Linked DNA regions of Homo sapiens: region 1 is linked to region 2. A link is an interaction called in ENCODE POLR2A ChIA-PET data of the cell type or tissue named here. Cell type or tissue: GM12878. All regions are shown on one strand. Links, peaks and the distances in the headings refer to the core of each region. The heading gives the core; the rest is flanking DNA.

What was found. ChIA-PET counts read pairs that join two places held together with the same protein. Peaks named below come from ENCODE experiments on the same cell type or tissue, not always from the same donor. Only the 100,000 strongest peaks of a DNase experiment are listed, where the experiment ranks them.
Region 1: POLR2A ChIA-PET joins it to region 2 with 8 read pairs; 4 of 35 experiments call an interaction of 5 or more read pairs at or near these places.

What each region holds. Positions count from the first base shown.
Region 1 is chr1:168,057,294-168,064,638 of GRCh38, forward strand. DCAF6 (DDB1 and CUL4 associated factor 6) reads left to right here. Exons shown (of 22, transcript NM_001198956.2): 18 at 6,328-6,466. Among named protein-coding and RNA genes, the nearest start is that of MIR1255B2, 62 kb to the left of the region's middle. In GM12878, for the core only: no CTCF peak of the experiment used is centred there; no DNase peak of the experiment used is centred there.
Region 2 is chr1:168,109,510-168,116,854 of GRCh38, forward strand. All of the region lies in intron 1 of GPR161 (G protein-coupled receptor 161), which reads right to left. Among named protein-coding and RNA genes, the nearest start is that of GPR161, 24 kb to the right of the region's middle. In GM12878, for the core only: no CTCF peak of the experiment used is centred there; DNase peaks (open chromatin) are centred at 3,612 and 3,828.

The DNA of each region.
Region 1 (7,345 bases), core at 2,759-5,258, 52 kb before region 2:
AATGTGACTAGTACTTTTAAAACGGGTTTATAGACTGTTTCTGCTTCATGTAACTTCATACTTTAACCTTGGAGTTATCTCCAAGATTCCAGATTTTCTGGAATATGCAATAGTAAAATACAAAGTCAGGAGTCTAGGTTTTATTTTCTTAGGTTAGTTGTACATCCTTCAGATTTACTCTTTTCCTCCATTAAATGTTTCTTCCAAATAGAATAATAATTGATACTTTGAGCTGTTTCATTATTGCTTTGAAATTGCTGGATAATCAATTTTTTACCTATTATTTTGTTACTTCAATAAACCTGTTATGTGCTAGATACTCTGGTGGGTGCTGGTGATAATGATAACACAACGCCTACCCTCCTTGAGCTCTCAGTTCAGTGGGATACACAGACACATATACATAGTTACAATACAGTAATTGCATTGACAGGGCTTTGCAGGGCTTTGAGAGTATTAAGGACCCCTAATCTAACCTGAGGAAGGGGAGAATTGTATTTTTATAATTCTTGGTTTGTGACACATTATCATTGTTAGTTCATACTTGGCTCCTTTTCTTTCTTTCTTTAGATACCCATGAGCCCACCAACCAATCCAAGAACTAAAAAACTCGCTGTAACTTAAATCTACCTGTTCACCCTATTTTGTCCATCTGCCTACCACGCCAGTGGTAACCAGTGTCCTGAATGTTATGGTTATCATGCCTTGCTTTAAAAAACAAAACATAAACATATAAACATAAAGTTTTACCCACTTTTGAACTTTATATAAAAATGATGTCATACTGTATACAAGACTGGGACTCTTTTTTTTCCTCAGATATTATCTTACTGTGATTCATCCATGTTACATGTAGCTCTTGCCCAATCATTTTTACTGCTATCTAATAATCCATATTTGACTAAACCACAGTTTATCCATTTTCCTGTTAATGGACATTTAGGTTATTTCTAGTTTTTGGTATTAACAGTGCTGCTTTGAGCATTCTGAAATATTTCTCCTGATAACAGTTTTTCTTGCGTATATACCAAGGAATGGACCATTTACAAAATAATTTAAAATTGTTTTCCAAAGTGGGAGTGTAAATTAAATATAATATCTAACAATATTTTTTAAAAATCGTGTTTATTCACATCACTGATTCTTGTTGTCACATATCTTGATTTTTCTAATTGATTTGGTAAACAATAATATGGTCTTGATGTTCATTGCCCAATTTACAAATAAGATTATGCATCTCATGTTTTTCAGCCTGATCTCCTGATCTGGTTTTTTGTTTGTTTGTTTGTTTGTTTTGAGATGGAGTCTTGCTGTCACCAGGCTGGAGTGCAGTGGCACGATCTCAGTTCACTGGAACCTCTGCCTCCCAGGTTCAAGTGATTCTCCTGCCTTAGCCTCCCAGGTAGCTGGGATTACAGGTGCATGCCACCACACCCGGCTAATTTTTGTATTTGTAGTAGAGATGGGGTTTCACCATGTTAGTCAGGCTGGTCTTGAACTCCTAAACCTCAAGTGATCCACCTGCCTCGGCCTCCCAAAGTGCTGGAATTACAGGCATGAGCCACTGCACCCGGTCCTGATCTGGTTTTCTACTGGGTTGTTTTAATTGAGTTGTTTTTCTTTTCCTTATTGATTTATAAGAGTTCTTAATGCATTTTTGATACTAATCCACTATCGTGTATTAGTGTACAAATATTTTTTCTATTTTATGATTTTTTTCACTGTTTTTAGGCTGTTTTTTGATGAACCATTTTTAATTTTCACATTAAATTTTATCAATCTTTTATGCTTGTCACTTTCTTTTATTTACAAAATTCTTATCTGGAATTTTAAAATTTATCTGAATTTCCTTTTGAAGTTTTACTTTTGACATTTAAGTTACTAATTTATTTGGAACTGATTTTTGTTTATGATGTATATGTGTAACTTTTCCCTGCCCCATTTAGATAGCCAGTTTTTCCCCTGTACATTTATGAAATGGTGAATTTTCCCAGTGATCTGCTATCCCACCTATGTCATATTACAAAGATTTATATAAAACAGATTTGTTTCTAGGCTCTTTTGTTTCATCAGACAATTTGCCTGTCTCTCTGTCAGTATCATACTTTTGTAATTATTATAGCTTTTTAGTAAATCTTAATGGCGGCTAAGGCAAGACCCTTCCTTCTCTTTATTCATTTTTAGAAGGATCTTGGCTATTCTTTGTCCTTTGGTTGATTTTATAATCAACTTTTTCAGTTCTACAAATAAGTCATCAGAATATGCTTATAGTTGTAATAAATCTGTAAAATAAATTTGGGTGAAAATTGTTTATCTTTACAATACAAAGTTATGTCTACATTTATTTAGGCCTTTTTTTCTTTTTTCCTTGAGACAGGGTCTTGCTGTGTCGCCTAGGCTGGATTGCAGTGGCATGATCATGGCTCACTGCAGTTTTGACCTCCTAGGCTCAGGCGATCCTCCCACCTCAGCTTCCTGAGTAGCTGGGACCACAGATGTGTGCCACCACTCCTGGCTTATTTTTGTGATTTTTTTGTGGAGATGGGGTCTCACTATGTTGCCCAGCCTGGTTTCAAACTCCTGAGCTCAAGGGATCCTCCTGTCTTAGCCTCCCAAACTGCTGGGATTATAGGTGTGAACTGCTGCACTCAGCCTAGGCCTTTTACAAAATATCTTTCAGTAACATTTTATTTTTCTGTGAGCAGGTTTTGCATATATTTTTTATAACTTAAAGACACTTTTTGTTGCTGTTATAAATGCATTCCTTTTAAAATTTAGGCTAATTGTCCCCTGCTGATATTTAGAAATGCAGTTAACTTGTATATGATTATGTATCCAGCTACATTCCTTTTCTATTATTTGTATTAATTGGCCCGTAGATATTTTGAGTTTTGGTTTTTGTTGTTGTTTTAAGAGTTGTTTTGTTACCCAGGCTGGAATACATGGCATGATCTTAGCTCACTGCATCCTGTAACTACTGGGCTCAAGCCATCCTCCCACCTCGGCCTCCCAAATAGCAGGGACTACAGGTGTGTGTGTACCACCATGCCCAGCTAATTTTTTTCATCTTTTTTTAGAGATGGGATCTTACTGTGTTGCCCAGGCTGGTCTTGAACTCCTGGGCTCAAGCAGCCCTCCTGCCTCAGACTCCCAAGTAGCTGGGATTACTGGGGTGAGCCACCGTGCCTGGCCTAGAGCATACTTTTTAAATGAACATTTATGCTTTGATACAGTTCTCGTTTATTCATAATTATTACCACCTCATTTACTAATGCAGCCTTAATTTTGTCCATACATCTTGTTTTAAATGATTTGAAGCTGGGCATGGTGACTCATGCCTGTAATCCCAGCACTTTGGGAAGCTGAGGTGGGTGGATCACTTGAGGTCAGGAGTCCAAGACCAGCCTGGTCAATATGGTGAAACCCCATCTCTACTAAAAATACAAAAATTAGCCAGATGTGGTGGAGGCCTGTAGTCCCAGGTACTTGGGAGGCTGAGGCAGGAGAATTGCTTGAACCTGGGAGGCAGAGGTTGCAGTGAGCTGAGACCCCGCCACTGCACTCCAGCCTAGGTGATAAAATAAATGATTTGAGCTGCCATGTAAATTCTTGTTGCATAATTTTTTTCTCATTTATAGCTCTTATGTCCTTTGGCTTAGCAACACAGTTATTTCCTCTGCTACCTATAACTCTACTTTCTTAGCAAAAGAGTTTTTTCTTTATTGGTTTCTTGCTAATCACATGTTTGTAACTGATTCATTATTCCTTTTTCTTCCATTCAGAAAAATGAGAGATCCAAGCATATGTCTCTTAAGTATGTCTCTTTCGAGAATATTTGACCTCTCTATCCTTCCCATTCTCACCTCCCAGTCAGAAATAGAGTGAACTAAACATGTCAGCTTTTCTGGGAGTTTCTAACTGTATCTAACTTAAAAATGTATGTGGAGATTCCTTTTTCTTTGATAGCATAGAAAAAAGTTTTGAAAACACTTTTTAAGTAAGTCTATATAGCTTAAAGTATACCATTTAGTTTATGAAAAAGTAAACATCTTTTTATTATGAAAGTAGAAGTATATAATTGTTACATAATTATTTTAAAAATTGTTAGTCACAATTTAATGTCCATCTTTCCAAACCCTTTCTATGCATATATAATTTTATTCTATGAATTATTCTTTAGCCTGTGTTTTAGATTAAGCAGTATAATGGTGATATCTTTCATGTGGTTTATGGATCATTCATACCCTTTTTAATGGCTGCATAAGTATTTCATTGTATGGATTTGCCATAATTTATTTAACCTATTCTTTCTATATGAACATTTAGATTATTTCCAATCTGTCTCAATTACAGTTGTGCAGTGAAAAAAAGTTTATGTATTTACATATTTTAAGTTTTTCTGTAATATACATTTTTTAAAAGTTAAATTGCTGAGTCAAAGCTTATATTACTTAATTTCTCTTCAAAAATATATTTTACTGGAACTTTACACTATGGGTGGGAGTGTAAATTTATACAGCCACTTTGGAAAACCACAAATAGATCTTCAGTTTGAGAGTATCTATTAAAGCAGAACATTATGCACATACTGAGGTCTAGCAGCTCCTCTTCTAGGTATATATCCAACATAAATATGTACACAGTTCACCAAACAACATACACAAATGTGGATAGTAGCCTAATATTAGTAATCAAAAATGTCGACAACCCAATGTCCACCAATAGTAGAATGGATAAATAAATATTAATATATTTATACCAAGTAATACTCTGCAGCAAAAAGGATGAATGAACTACAGCCAAGTACAACATGGGTGAATCTTACAAACATAATTCTGAGCTAAAGAAGCTAGACATAAAAAAAATGTATTATTCCACTTAATTAAAGTTCACAAGCAGGCAAAATTAATTCATGATATCAGAAGTCAGAATAATGGTTTCCTTTAAAGGGACAGTAATGATGGAAATGGGGTACTTAGGAGACTTCAGGAATTCTGGTTATACTGTTTCTAAATTCTGGTGCTGATTATATGGGCCTGTTTTGTTTGCAAAAATTCATTGAGCTTTTTACCTTAGGATTTTCAACTTTCCCGTATATGTGTTATATTTAGTAAAAAGTTTACAATATCTTTTTTATGTGTAAAAACCGCTTTCAAACTCCTCTCAGTAATGCCTGTTTTCCTGAACTCTTACCATTCTGATATACATAAAAGTCTTTTCCATCTAATAAACATAAAAAGATCAGTTTTTTGTTTTTATCCTATTATTAGTGAGACTGAGCATCTTTTATATATTTGTTAACTGTTATGAGATCTGTTTTTCTTACTGATTTGTAACCTTTTTAAAGATTATGGACGTCTGGTCTGTTATATGTCAAAATATAATATTTTAAATAAATTCAAACTGACAAAATTATTAAGTAATATGTGTTAGGAGAGAAGTTTTATTTTAATAGTTAAATCAGTTTTTAAGAGTCCTTTGTTCTTCAATCCCAGTTCTGTCACCAAATCATTTCTTAAGAGAGTAAAATCTGCTTCATTAGTTCTAAATTCGTAATATGGAGTCCATAAAGAAGATGCTATTTGAAGGCCCTTGTTTTATTGCTTATATATTAATATTCTTTTTTTTTTTTTTTTGAGACAGAGTCTCGCTCTGTCACCCAGGCTGGAGTGCAGTGGCGCGATCTCGGCTCACTGCAAGCTCCGCCTCCCGGGTTCATGCCATTCTCCTGCCTCAGCCTCCCGAGTAGCTGGGACTATAGGCGCCCGCTGCCAAACCTGGCTGATTTTTTGTATTTTTAGTAGAGATGGGGTTTCATTATTCTTTTTACCTAAAGTAGTCTGTTTTTGGAACATCTTTAAACCACATTTTAAATAAAATATCAAAATAGAAGTCTATCCACTGCTATTATATATTACCTTTAGTTTCTTTTCATTTCTCTTTATGTGTTTTCTTAATATGGAGAAGAGGGGAAAGAACATTGGATAAAATTTGTTATATTTGTAGTAAAATTGCACATGAATTTTGTCTGTATTATGTTTTTATAAAATAGCCCTTTAAAAACCAGTTTGCCGCATGCTATTGCCTTTACTTTTCATCCAGTACCAAATTTCTAAGTGATCTCTTAACTAAAATACTTTGTTGTAGTAACTCAACTAGTCTGACTTCTCACTGTTGTGTCTGCGTTTTTATGCTTTTGGTTGGGGGTGCCTTATTGAGATAGTGTGTTTATGTATTTCCTAGACTTACTATATTTTCATAAGTTTCTCATTATTCTTTGTGAATATTTTTATTTATTTTTGTTTTTTTAATATGTAATTCATATAGACGCTCTGCTGTTGCCCGTATTCAGGAGTTCTTCAGACGGAGAAAAGAAAGGAAAGAAATGGAAGAATTGGATACTTTGAACATTAGAAGGCCGCTAGTAAAAATGGTTTATAAAGGCCATCGCAACTCCAGGACAATGGTACCAAATGTTCATGGCATTTTTTGGTGAAATTGCAGTTTCATGCTCTGAGTGTTTTTCCATAATGATTTATCTTCATATATTGCCAATGGGATTTCAGTATTACATTATTAAATCTTCAGTTATCTCTTTATCCAACATGGTTCTTTTAGCCCTATAATATATTGTGAAAGATCATTATTTTTTACAAGAAAACTCTACTAAAAAAATGCAGATTAAAAAAATTTTTAGTTTATACAAGTAATCATTGCTTTTGTTTTTTTTTTTTTTTCCCCCTCTCTTTCTCACATTTGCTGTCTACCTGAAAAGTTTCTGGTGGATTTTTTTTTTTTTTTTTTTTAGCTTGTATTAGCATTCTTTGTTAGTTTTGGAGAGAAGGATTTGGATCTATAAAATCTAAGTTGATTGCAAAAAATTGTCAGGCCACTTTATACCCATTTTTAAGATTGACAAGTGAAAATTTGTTTTAGTGACTTACCAGATGAAATAAGAATAGACCAGAAAGATCTCTAAGATCTTTTGTAGTTTTTACGATCTACAAGTTTCTACACCCAGTGTAATATTAATTACTTAATAAGAAAAGTTTTTGAGATGACTAGTGTAACTGTTACTCTGATCCCTTCATAACTAGAAAGTGTTGTTCTCCTCATATACATTGCATCATCAGAAGGTATCTACAGAATCAGTTTTAATCCATATTACTGCCATATTACCCTTGCTGATGAATTTGTAGCTTGCTTTCTTTAGGATCTAGGTTAAAAAATAACATTTGGGTTGGGGAAGTAATTAGCTCTTTCTATAAATGTCATTGCTAGTAACAATTTACTCATTTTTAAAAGGTTACTCATTATTAATAGAAGTAACCAATTTATATTTCTT
Region 2 (7,345 bases), core at 2,159-4,658:
CTAGAAGGGATTTCTCCTTCATGGAAAAGGGATTAGAAAGCTCCTCCCACTGGCATAGGAAAGTGGCAAAAATATAGTCATTTAACTTGAGGCTCTGGGCAGGGTACCAACATTTTTTTCCATGAGAAATCAAACATTAAGACATGCTAATGAGGGTTCTAAATTTATACATTCCGGCCAGGTGCAGTGGCTGATGCCTGTAATCCCAGCACTTTGGGAGGCCGAGGCGGATGGATCACCTGAAGTCAGGAGTTCAAGACCAGCTTGGTCAACATGGTGAAACTCTGTTTCTACTAAAAATACAAAAATTAGCCAGGCATGGTGGCACACACCTGTAGTCCCAGCTACTGGAGAGGCCGAGGCGGAGAATTGCTTGAACCTGGGAGGCAGAGGTTGCAATGAGCCGAGATCGCACCACTGCACTCCAGCCTGGGCAACAGAGTGAGGCTCCATCTCAAAACAAAACAAACAAACAAAACTAAATGTATACATTCTGCATGCTACAGAAATCCAAGTTAATAAACCCATGTAAAAATTAATGCTGACAGAAGTAAATCAAAATAGCTTTATAAGGAATTTATAAGGAATACAAACAAGAAAATACCTGATGAAAGTGAGCACATAGCATTCACCATGAGCGACAGTCAACAACAACAGCAACAAAATAGGAGAACTGACTTCCAAAAACTTGAATTAATAGAAAAAATATGGTGGCCAGGCACAGTGGCTCACGCCTGTAACCCCAACACTCTGGGAGGCCGAAGCAGGCAGATGGCTTGAGCACAGGAGTTCGAGACCACCCAGGGAAATGTGGTGAAACCTCATCTCTACAGAAAATTAGCCAGGCTTGGTGGTGTGTGCCTGTAGTCCCAGCTACTTGGGAGGCTGAGGTTGGAGAATAATCACCAGAGCCCAGGAGGTTGAGGCTGCAGTGAGCCGTGATCACACCACTGCACTCCAGCCTAGACGACAGAGTGAGACCCTGTCAACATTAAAAAAGAAAAAAAAAAAAACGAAAGAAAGGAAAGGAAAGAAAAGAAAAGAAAAGAAAAGAAAAGAAAAGAAAAGAAAAGAAAAGAAAAGAAAAGAGACAATAAAACCAATACAAGTAAAAGCTTTTAAAAAGAAAAGAAGCCGGGCGTGGTGACTCACTCCCGTAATCCCAGCACTTTGGGAGGCTGAGGTGGGTGGATCACCTGAAGTCAGGAGTTCGAGACCAGCCTGCCCAACATGGTGAAACCCCGTCTCTACTAAACATACAAAAATTGTCTGGGTGTGGTGGCGGGCACCTGTAATCCCAGCTACTCAGGAGGCTGAGGCAGGAGAATTGCTTAAACCCAAGAGGCGGAGGTTGCAGTCAGCTGAGATCATGCCATTGCACTCCAGCCTGGGAGACAAGAGCAAAACTCTATCTCAAAAAAAAAAAAAGGGAAAAGAACTAGAAACCACAATGAAAGACAAACGAATGGGTATGTTAAACAGCAGATTTAGCTAAAAAGAAAGATGATTAACTGAAAGATGGTTCCTAGAAGAAACGTCCGAGGAAATTACTCAGAATGCAGTCAGAAAAATTAAGAAATTGAAATGATGTAATAAAAGTCAAAATACAGGAAGAATGGGCTAAGAAAATCCAACGTATGTCCAACAGAAGGGCAGCAGGCGAGGTTAGAGAGAATTAAAGGAGTAGACACTGTTGGCTACCTACCCAGCAACCATTCTCAGTTTTTTCTTAACTAGCAGACCTCTGACTTTGTCTGGTGTCCAACCCTCCTCCAAGTGCCTCAGAGAAGCCTGATCTTATCCCTAGTTCTGGGATACAGATCCTGATTGGTCTAAACTAATCACTATGTTCCCTTTCTTCTTGCAGTTCTGGCAGTCGCCACCTGTAGTTAGGCAGGAGGAAAAGTCTTTGATGAGGGGAAGGGGGAAGATTTTTGGGTAAAGCTGCTTTGATCACACAAAGACACAAGGAAGATAAATCTCCCTAATGACCCTAGTGGCAAAGACAGAAAGGGAGCCTGGAGCTGTGGCAGTCGTCTTGAGACCATTAGGGATGCGAAGCCAACATGCTGAGCATGGCTGAAAAGAAAGGCTGGTCCTTGGGCTAATAAATTAATAAATCCTGAAGTCACCTTTCTCCTGGCTTTTTGTTATGTGAAGTAATACATTTTTAAAAACTGTTTTTAAAGCTATTTTGAGTTGGGTTTCTGTTGCTTGAGCCAAACATATCCAATCTACTAGAGTTAACAAGAATTTAGAGGTATGATTGAACATTTTCTAGGATTAAAGAAATATCCTCAAATTGAAAGAGCATATCAAGTTCTGAAAATAATTTTTTAAAAGCCTGTATCAAGACACATCATAATAAAAAATGAAAACACCAACATACAGAGAAATGGAAAAAACAATTTCACCTATAGAGTAACAGTGAGATAAATAGTAGACTCTTCAACAGAAAAAAAAAAAAAGAGGCCAGAAAACAATGGAATAATATCTAAGGAAAGGAACCTTTGCCCTAAAGTTCTATAATATTCAAGAGAAGGTGAATATACTTCTGGGGTGAACAAAACCTGAATGGTTACTAATGACAACTCTTGAGTGATCTGCTTACAAATACATTTCATGAAGAAGAAAACAATCCAGAGATAAGAGGTAGGGTACAAGAATCAACTGTTAGAAAAAAATTTGGGACCAGGCATGGTGGCTCACGCCTGTAATCCCAGCACTTTGGGAGGCCGGGGCAGGCAGATCATGAAGTGAGGAGATTGAGACAATCCTGGCTAACACAGTGAAACCTCGTCTCTACTAAAAATACAAAAAATTAGCCAGGCGTGGTGGTGGGTGCCTGTAGTCCCAGCTACTCGGGAGGCTGAGGCAGGAGAATGGCGTGAACCCGGGAGGCGGAGCTTGCAGTGAGCCGAGATCGCGCCACTACACTCCAGCCTGGGCGACGAAGTGAGACTCCGTCTCAAAAAAAAAAAAAAAAAAAAAAAAAAGGAAAAGAAAAAAAAAAATTTGGTAAATACGTAGATTAATCTAAGTAGGAACAATAAAAAATAAAATTTAGGCCTGGCGCAGTGGCTCATGCCTGTAATTCCAGCACTTTGTGGGCCGAGGTGGGCGGATCACTTGAGGTCAGGAGTTCGGGACCAGCCTGGCTAACATGGTGAAACTCCATCTCTACGAAAAATACAAAAATTAACCAGGAGTGGTGGCGGGTGCCTGTAATCCCAGGTACTCAGGAGGCTGAGGCAGGAGAATCACTGGAACCCAGGAGGCAGAGGTTGCAGTGAGCTGAGATCGCACCACTGCACTCCAGTCTGAGTGACAGAGCAAGACTCCATCTTAGCAAGCACACCAGTGACCTGCGAATCAGAGAGCCCAGAGTTGGCTTGCAGTCTTTAAGGCCTTCTGGTCCAATATTCCCCAGAAGACAGAGGAGGAATGTGGACCTAAGAGCTGCCCACCCAGTGAAATCCAAAATCCCAGTCTCTGCCAGGAGGTCTGGAGTAGCGAAGGCACAAGCCCCAGCAAATCCCTCAGGGTGTATCTTTAAAGAACAAGAGAAGTGGTTTGGAATGCCCCAGCCAGAGGAGGCTTCCTGGCAGGCAGCCAGCTTACCCAGGGCCCAACAAGCCAGGGCCCATTGAATGGAAACAAGCTCAAGTGTGACTCACATTTCTACTCTCTGGGGCTGTTCTGCTGCTAGACACAAAGGTGCTTCAGAACTCCCACACTCACTACATCTTGCCCTGGCCAAGTAAATCACCTTGCACTGCTTCTCCGAGAAACATCTAGACAAAGGTTTTAATAAACCTATCAGAAATTATCCCTGAGAAAGACAGCTGTCCCTCTCAGACAGGTCATCAGGGAAAGTTGATCACTAACTCATCCTTGCCACCACAGCTCAACGTATTGTGGTCACTCCTCTTTTGGAATTGTCTTCAGTCTTCTTGTGCATTTCCAGAAATAGTAAATTGTCTGCTGGATTAGACCACTGGCAACGGCTTCAGGTCATTCAAAGCCAAATCTTATCACTCAAGTCAGTAATTAATACCATTTTGTAATCAGTCCAAGTGCCCATCAATGATAGACTGGATAAAGAAAATGTGGTACATATGCACCATGGAATATTATGTACACATAAAAAAGAACGAGATCATACTCTTTGTAGGGACAAGGATGGAGTTGGAGGCTGTTATCCTTAACAAACTAATGCAGAAACAGAAAACCAAATATCACATGTTCTCACCTATTAGTGGAAGCTAAATGATGAGAACACAAAGAGAGGAACAACAGGCACTAAGGCCTACTTGAGAGTGGAGGGTGGGAGGAGGGAGAGGAGCAGAAAAAATAACTATTAGGTACTAGGCTTAGTACCTGGGTGACAAAATAATTGTACAACAAACCCCTGTGACATGAGTTTACCTATATAACAAACCTGCACATGTACCACTGAACTTAAACATTAAAAAACAAAAATAAAAAATAAGGCAATACTAGGGTATTGAGACAGGTATCTGTTGTGTTTTATAAACTGCTTTGCATGGTAATATCCAAGAAATAATTCCAGAAATGCCTTGAGCTTCAAGGACAGAATTACTACATCATAAGACTAGGTTCTTTCTATTATTTAATTGTGTAAATCTGGGTTATTTTGTGGTCTCATATTTTTACCTAAAACTCTTTCATTTTGATTGTCTTAAGGTGGAAATTTCTCCCTGATCATATTGCTGTTGCTCTGCACTTGTCAGAAGACTGTGTGGCCTAGTGGTTAAGAGCACAGATGCCAGCCAGGTGCTGTGGCTCACACCTATAATCCCAGCACTTTAAGAGGCTGAGGTGGGTGGATCATGAGGTCAGGAGTTCAAGACCAACCTGGCCAATATGGTGAAACCCTGTCTCTACTAAAAATACAAAAATTAGCCAGGTGTAGTGACACATACCTGTAATCCCGGCTATTCAGGAGGCTGAGGCAGGAGAATTGCTTGAACCCAGGAGCCGAGATCGCGCCATCTGCCTAAGCAACAGGGTGAGACTCTGTCTCAAAAAAAAAAAAAAGGCACAGATGCTGAAGCCAACTGTCTGGGTTTGAAGCCCAGCCCATCCACTTTTTAGCTACATACGCCTAAGTAAAAGGGTTGCCTTCTGTGTCCTTGTCTGTAAAATGAGTATCATCTTCCTCTTAAGAGTTATTGTGAGCACTGAGTTCATTTGTATAAAGTGCCTGGAGCAGCATCTGGTGCACAGTAACATTTCACTGCAAGCCAGTGTTACCATTTGAAGAGTTTAACCTGATTTTACTTTGGGAAATGACCCTTCATTTATTTCTGGCCTACCCTTTTTAAATTTTTAGGCCATGTGATTTGGGTGAAGCCATCATCACTTGCAGCTTTAGGGGTCAGCTCTTGATCTCGGGTGGGCTAGAGAGTCTCACTGATGGGGCTAGGGATGCTCACATGACCCTAGGTCCGGGATTTTGTCCGGAAGCGTTGGAGGACAGGCTAGCTTACCACAGGGCTGGCAGTGTGACAAAATACGAACCCAGGGTTGTAGCAGCTGGCCGTCTTTAACACTACATGGGAGGAGCTTACCAGCAAATAAAGCAGAGGATGAGAGCACAGGGCAAAGGGGTGGATAGGTGGGGAGGACACAGGTGAATTCATCCACAAATGCTGATGAAAGGACTTAAGATTCTGAATCTTATTCTAGTTACATAAGACAGTCACTTTTTTCCTTCCCTCACACTAATTTTGCTGGGTTTCTATCACTTGCAACTTACAGAATCCTAATATTCTGATTTATCATGATCTATATAACACATGTCAAGACTCCACCTCTTTGGACACTGGTACCAGAAGCCTTCCCTTTGTCAAGTTTAGGCCAACTCAAGCACAGCTGTGCCTGCCTCAGCCTCCTCTTTTTCCTCCTCTTTTTGCCATGGGCTCCTGGGCCCTAGGAAGTAGACTCTCCTCATATGGAAGCATTAAGAAGCTCTTCACCCCCAGAGTGTGCCCCTTTAGGATCAGAAGATCTATGTCCCAGTTCACAAGCCACAGCAAGGAAAGTGAGACCTCCCCCATCTCCACAATACCCTTCATTTATGAGGACATCCTAAGGGACAGCCTGAGAGCCTGCAAATCACAGGCCCGGGGTTACTGGCGGGGTGTGGTGGTCAGAAGGAGGCAGGTCCTGACGCCTCTCTAATGAGGGTCCCCGGGATAGGACAAGACACACCTGTCCTCTCCAGAATTCTGCTCCAGAGAAAATTTTTTTTTTTTTTTGAGACGGAGTCTTGCACTGTCGCCCAGGCTGGAGTGCAGTGGCGCGATCTCGGCTCACTGCAAGCTCCACCTCCCGGGTTCACGCCATTCTCCTGCCTCAGCCTCCCGAGCAGCTGAGACTACAGGCGCCCGCCACCACGCCCGGCTAATTTTTTTTGTATTTTTAGTAAAGACGGGGTTTCACTGTGTTAGCCAGGATGGTCTCAATCTCCTGACCTCGTGATCTGCCCACCTCGGCCTCCCAAAGTGCTGGGATTATAGGCGTGAGCCACCACGCCCAGCCTGAAAATAGTTTCTTTTATCATAAAAGTCTCTTCTGATATCCTTAAATCTGCCTGAGTGAGGCAGTGTTTCATTTCCTCCTCCACAGGCTCCTTTAGAGCAGAATGCACCACTCCATTGTCCACTCTGTGAATCCCACTATCAATTCTTACGAAGAGCTGACCAGCCTGCAGCACTGGGACTTCCAGCTGCCCTCTTCTAAAGAAATCAAGTGCAAACAGGTAGGTACATAAGCTGTTCAAATAAATTATCCTCCAGGTGAGGAAAATTCCTAAACACCACTTCCAACAAGTCCAGGTGAAATCACCCTGCTGCTCATCTGGCCATACTCTCAGGGCCCCTTTATCTCAGCACCTCAAAGCACTTTACACACATCAGTCACTAACTGGGGCGGGGTGTGTGGTGGGGGTAGGGTTGGGAAGAAGGATCTAATAACCACCCTGTAACTGAGATAAAGAAAGGGAACCCTACTCTCATTCCAACCACAAACCAGGCCACACAGCTCGTTGAGAGGCAGAAAGAGATCACGGGCTCCCTGGGTGTCCACACCTATGTGTAAACAGCCAGGTGCAAAGGCTCCCTCCTGCCCTCCCTTCATCCTTCCCTGGCACTCACCTGAAAGTTGCCCCATAGATGGCAGGCACAAGGCGTGGCCTCTGCAACCCCAGGGGCGTGTACCCACCCAGCCAACGCAGAGTCTGTTGCAATGCACAGTGCTTTGGCCCTCTCCCCATCAGGGCACCACAAATCTAGGAATGTCTTTGTTCAAAACCTCTCAT